Regions from separate parts of the Homo sapiens genome. Here region 2 is linked to region 1. Evidence: chromatin contacts called from ENCODE Hi-C data. All regions are on one chromosome and are shown on one strand. Each heading gives the region's core, a stretch centred on a gene start or an enhancer-like site at or near the end of the contact. The rest is flanking DNA. Distances are from core to core; before and after follow the strand shown. Region 1 has its middle 31 kb from the start of RASSF6. Region 2 overlaps MTHFD2L (methylenetetrahydrofolate dehydrogenase (NADP+ dependent) 2 like).

What was found. Hi-C counts contacts between places; a loop is a spot of excess contacts on that map. Pooled maps may share reads with other maps.
Region 2: a loop to region 1 is called in a pooled map of heart right ventricle, with 1.8 times the contacts of the local background. The contact joins two enhancer-like sites. A Hi-C loop is called at or near these places in 1 of 168 maps with a recorded cell type or tissue (MCF 10A), 1 of 37 single-sample maps with no recorded cell type and 1 of 50 pooled maps.

Annotation. Positions count from the first base shown.
Region 1 is chr4:73,650,477-73,653,116 of GRCh38, reverse strand. No RefSeq gene overlaps it. Among named protein-coding and RNA genes, the nearest start is that of RASSF6, 31 kb to the right of the region's middle. Within about 2 kb of position 1,321, at least 2 of the 41 ENCODE cell types and tissues checked have a DNase peak (open chromatin) inside an H3K27ac peak, as active enhancers do.
Region 2 is chr4:74,292,433-74,295,072 of GRCh38, reverse strand. The region is part of intron 7 of MTHFD2L (methylenetetrahydrofolate dehydrogenase (NADP+ dependent) 2 like); the gene reads right to left. The region is part of intron 2 of LOC105377276 (a long non-coding RNA gene); the gene reads left to right. Among named protein-coding and RNA genes, the nearest start is that of EPGN, 15 kb to the left of the region's middle. Within about 2 kb of position 1,317, at least 2 of the 41 ENCODE cell types and tissues checked have a DNase peak (open chromatin) inside an H3K27ac peak, as active enhancers do.

The DNA of each region.
Region 1 (2,640 bases), core at 72-2,571:
CAATCAATTATTTGGTACAGGTGCTTCTATGGAGTAATCACCACTACCAAGGGAGAGGAAATGTCAGTTCTCCTAGTTGCAGAAGCAAAGCTCAGCTGGGAAGGATGAGACTTCAGCTTACTGCCATGCATTCTTGTGTAGCCCTCACTCTCAGCCATGGCAGGGTCCCTGAATGTGAAGGCGAGCAGGCCAGCGCACAGGCACAGAGTTCAGCAGTGAAGGTGCAGAAGTGGTTTGTGTCAAGCCATAGAAAAGAGAAGCAGCAAACAGTGGTCAACACCCTATTCCAAAGTCTGGTTCCAGAACCAGCAACATCAGGATGCTCTGGTATATTTCCCCTTCCTCTCCTGGAAGCATGAGTGGAGTTTTCTCCAACATTTACTGTAAGAACCTGGTGGAGCTCCTAGAGTTAAAACTCACAGAAAGTGAGAACCTCCCCATGACTGTCCCCTACCCCAGATTTTTAACTCCCAGGCTTGTCCATGCTGAGCCTCCAGCAACTCATCAATGCAGTTCAGGTTTCCATACCCAGCACAGGTGCCCAAGGTGGTTTTCTACTAGTAGATTTCTGCTTAGGTAAGCTGTGATTCCCTGTGTCTGCCTATCTGTCTCTCAAATTTTGGGAGCAGCACTTTACTCTGTGACTTCACTTCTCTAAGAAGAGTTGTTGATTGTTCAGTTTGTTCAGATTTTTACCTGTTGTTAGGACAAAGTAACAAATTCTAAGCTCTTTACATGCCAGACCAGAAGCCAGACATCTCAATTTTATTTCTTAGATGCATAACAGATTTTTGACTGAAGAGAAGGAGTGCTAGAGGCAGAGGAGGGACCTTTCTTCTCCAGGAAGAACTCTCTGAGGCCTTGGACTTGAGCAGTATGATTTGGGCCTGGTAGCAATGTGCACAAGGGAAGCGGGAACCCTCTCCTCACTGATGTATGGACCACTTGGGCCTTTCCAGGGTTCACAGTTTTGAAAGCCTCAGGATAAAACACCTTTGTCTCAGACTTGGATATGAGCTTTTCCATAAAGAAACCCAACAGCAGAGGAATTGGTATGGCCTAAAATGTTGCAGATGGGGGGCAGGGAGAAGAATATGGGAGGACTGGGTTGAAATCTCCCAGGAGAATCTAGAAAACCTTAGAAGGGATTTTTCTGGGGACTGACTTCTCGTGCTATGTAGTTAAGGAACAAATGTCAGTGAAATATGGGGGTTACCATTAACCCCAGGTAGAGCCCACATTTCACTCATACATGAGTGTCAACATTTCCTTTTATAGGGGTTTCTAGGGAAATACAAATTATTAGAGCAAAGAAAGTTGGGAACATGACAAATGTCAGTGGTGGCCAAGAAAATGTGTTGAATTTGGCAATGTAGAGAGCCACAAATAGGACTCAAGTAGTAACATGTATGAAAATGAGAAATGGTTGATATGTGTGCTGGAACTGCAGCTTCAACAAAACTGAGCACAAGCTCCTGCAGCCTCAAGTTCTCCAACTTCATAAAAGAATGGCAAAAAAACAGATCCTCACAGTGACAGATTGACAGGAAACAAGGTGACCCTCTGGCTGTAAGGTTGCAATGGAAATGTGAGCTGTTTCGGATAACAGCTGATGTGGAGTTTGGAGAAGAGGTGCTAATGTGTCCGTTAATCCCTTCTTGTGTACCCAAAGGCAAAATTACTCAGAAACCTGAAGACTGGAAAAAAACTTGAGTTCTTACTCAGGAGAGCTCAGCCTTCTGCAAGCAAAGGTGGTCACGGGACCTTAGTCTGGACACAGGAAGCACAAGGAATACACTGGCTTCTCAACCCCCCTCCCTGCTATCTTCTGTAATTTCTCCTTAGGGCTTCATTTTGCTGGGGTGGGTGCCAGGGCCACGGGACAACTGGTAAAGTTGATGTGGATTGATGTTTACACATATCAGGAAAGGGAAGAAGAACTATCCCCAAAATAATCCTCTCCCACTCCTTTCCACCTCATGCACTAACTGTTATGAAACAACACTAGATCCTAGAAAGATGCTGTAGAAATTAAAACATGTTCTTCCTTTTGTCTGTTGTTTTAAATAACTATGGTATTTGAAAACTTACTAAATTCAAAGTCTTTTCAATTATACGACACCCTGAAAACATATCCTTCCTGACAAGATCATAAAAATCTTGTGTGCTTATATATATATATATATATATATATATATATATATATATATATACACATTATTTCTATTTATATATGTATATGGACATGTGGGTGTGCAAGTGTATATGTTGGAAGGAGGGAGGGCAAAACTGGCAGCCACTTCAGGCATCATAACACCAGCTAACACCTGCACACTTGCACATACTTACTCTGTGCCAGGAGCTGTTCTAAAGGCTTTACACATTTACTGTGTTTACTCATTTAATCCTCACAACAATTCTATGAAGTAGGTATTACTATATTCATCATTATCCCCATTCATCTGATTGGACAACTAAAATACAGAGAAGTCAAGAATGAAGAAGGGATTTGGTCTGAGGCTGTGAGTGCCGCAGTTCCTGGGCTACAGGCCCCTCTCCTTGGAGTCCATTTGAATGTCACCAGACAGGCAAGACTACCTGACTATGCAATTGAATTCAATTCCACTGATAATGCCAGAA
Region 2 (2,640 bases), core at 68-2,567, 640 kb before region 1:
ATTTACATATTTAGGAGTGATCATTTTTGTAATATGAAAAACTTGTGAGAAAAATGTATACTACTAAATAATTTTAGAAGAAAGTAGTGAAGGAGAAATTCATCTTGCATTTTCATGAAGTTTCAGGCTATTGCATCCCAGTAAATCATTACTCAAGAAATTCTTTTTCAGCCTGCCATGCATGTCTAATCTTCCGTGTTCTCTCTTCTCCCCTATGTGGCTGATGACTTTCCCCCCTATGTTATTGGCTTCAGATTTCTAAAAGGAAGAACTAAAACTTGGCTTGGCATCATTTACTTGATTCTAACTTGAAGACAACCATCTTTCAATGTCAGTATAAGAACAATAGGTACAGTGCAGAGGTTCTTTCATATTTAAAATTTGAGGTGATGATAGAGATGATGGAAGAAACTAATCATCCAGTTTATATGGACGCCTCCAAAAAAATCCAAGGGTGGCATAGATGACAGGGTGCATAAATTGTACTCATGAAGGATACCAATAGCAACATAAAGGACACTAAAATGCCCTTTAAAAACTTAAGTAAGAATAAAACAGAAAGTACGTGGTCATGAATCTTCTGGCACCATCAATCCATCCTTCATGACAGGGTGTCTCCAGCTGGTGTGTTCTGTCATTGCTTCATTTGGAAACTTTATGTTCCCAGGTTCCCAGGGCCAAGAATTGAACAATTCAGATTCTTATTTAAGATACTTTGTTGGAATACTCTCTAATTCCTTGGCAAATAGTAAATTTCTACTTCAGTACATTATATATACTCCAAAGGTCCCAAATAATGGCATTTCCAGATGTATCTAAGCAGAATTAATTTTGCTAGTATATTTTGGAAATTGTATATTCTGGCAAAGTTAAAGAATATATTTGTTCTCTATAAATTTATTTTTGGAGTGGAGAAAGAAGAACTGATGTCTCACGTTCCTATAGTATTGTGTTGTCTTTCTATTTTGTCTGTTTCACTGTCTCTTTTAAAGAAGTACTCTATGGCCCATGTCAGTTCTCCACAATGCTATAATTATTTTTTAAAGTCAACTCCCTCCCCCAAAAAGAAGAAGGATGATTCCTTATCTGTGGCAAGGCAGCAGAACAAAAATTTCTTGCTTCTCTCATGTGAATTTCATCCTCCTGGTATACATATGTAATTGTCTAAATTAAATGCTTGAAGTATTTTCCCATGCTTCTAAATGCAAGCCACTTAAGCGTGGCCTCTCAAACATCCACTCTAATGAAGGGGAGACAAGCTTCAGGAAAATGAAGTACAGGAATAACAACCAGAAAAACCTGAATGACATAGGACTGTAGAAATAGTATGACTCAGGAGATAATACAGAAAACACTCCACTTTCTCATATGGTTGATAGAAAAATGACACTTAAGAGCATGGTGAACCAGGGAGCAGAGGGCTCCTTAACAAGTTAGTAGCTTGCCATTGAACTTGGAAGGCAACCAGGAATCAAGTGCTCCGGAGGGAATTTACTATATTTCTTCTTACATTCATCTGGTTGCTGAATCTTGAGGTTTCCACAAGTTTTCTAAATATATTGAGATGTTCATTATCGTGGCATCCTGTGGTCAGTAATGAAATAGAGAGGATTATTGTCCTAATGTGGTAGAAATGTATTTACTTTGCAATTTGTATTTGTAGGGTGGCTAAGTTTTATTTTCCTTTACATTAAATTAAATCTGTATATATCTGGTCATCTGTATTATAGATGTAAACCATCATTCTCAGCAAACTAACACAAGAACAGAAAACCAAACACTGCATGCTCTCACTTATAAGTGGGAGTTGAACAATGAGAACACATGGACACAGGGAGGGGAACATCACACACTGGGGCCTGTCGGGGGTGGAGGGCAAGGGAAGGAATAGCATTAGGAGAAATACTTAATGTAGACAATGGGTTGATGGGTGCAGCCAACCACCATGACACTTGTATACCTATGTAACAAACCTGGACGTTCTGCACATGTACCCTAGAGCTTAAAGTATAATAATTTAAAAACCTATTCAAAAAACCATAAAAAACAAAATAAATACCACTCATACCACTTAGAAAAAAATACCACTCATACCACTTAGAAGACAATTAGTGGAACCAAATAGCATGTCAGTCACCTGGAGAAAGTTTGAGATTGCTTTCTGAAACCTGCACATTGTGCACATGTACCCTAAAACTTAAAGTATAATAATAATAAAATAAAATAAAAAAGATATTTCTACTAAAAAAAAATTGCTTTCTGTGAACTCCAGCTATGACCTATCAGTGAAACCTTCTTTCTGACCATGGATGCTGTCAGCTGTCATTGCCAGATTCCATTTCAGTAGGCAGGAGTAACAATACTGCTATGATATTTCTGGTAGTTCTATTAAGAGCTGGGAAAATTACTAAAAATATCTCCCTTTCATCATGTCTTTAAAAATACAAGATCATCATACACTCTTGTCATTGTCTCCAATCCTTTCCCTCCCCCACCCAATCCCTTTTGCCTGAAGTCACTGAATATTTGTATCAGAGTGGCAAATCTGTAAACTAGATAAAGCTTTCTGGAGTACTCTCCAAATCTCTTGGCAGGGCCTTAATCTCTGTAGTCTGAGATAGGAGCAGATAAAATCTCCCT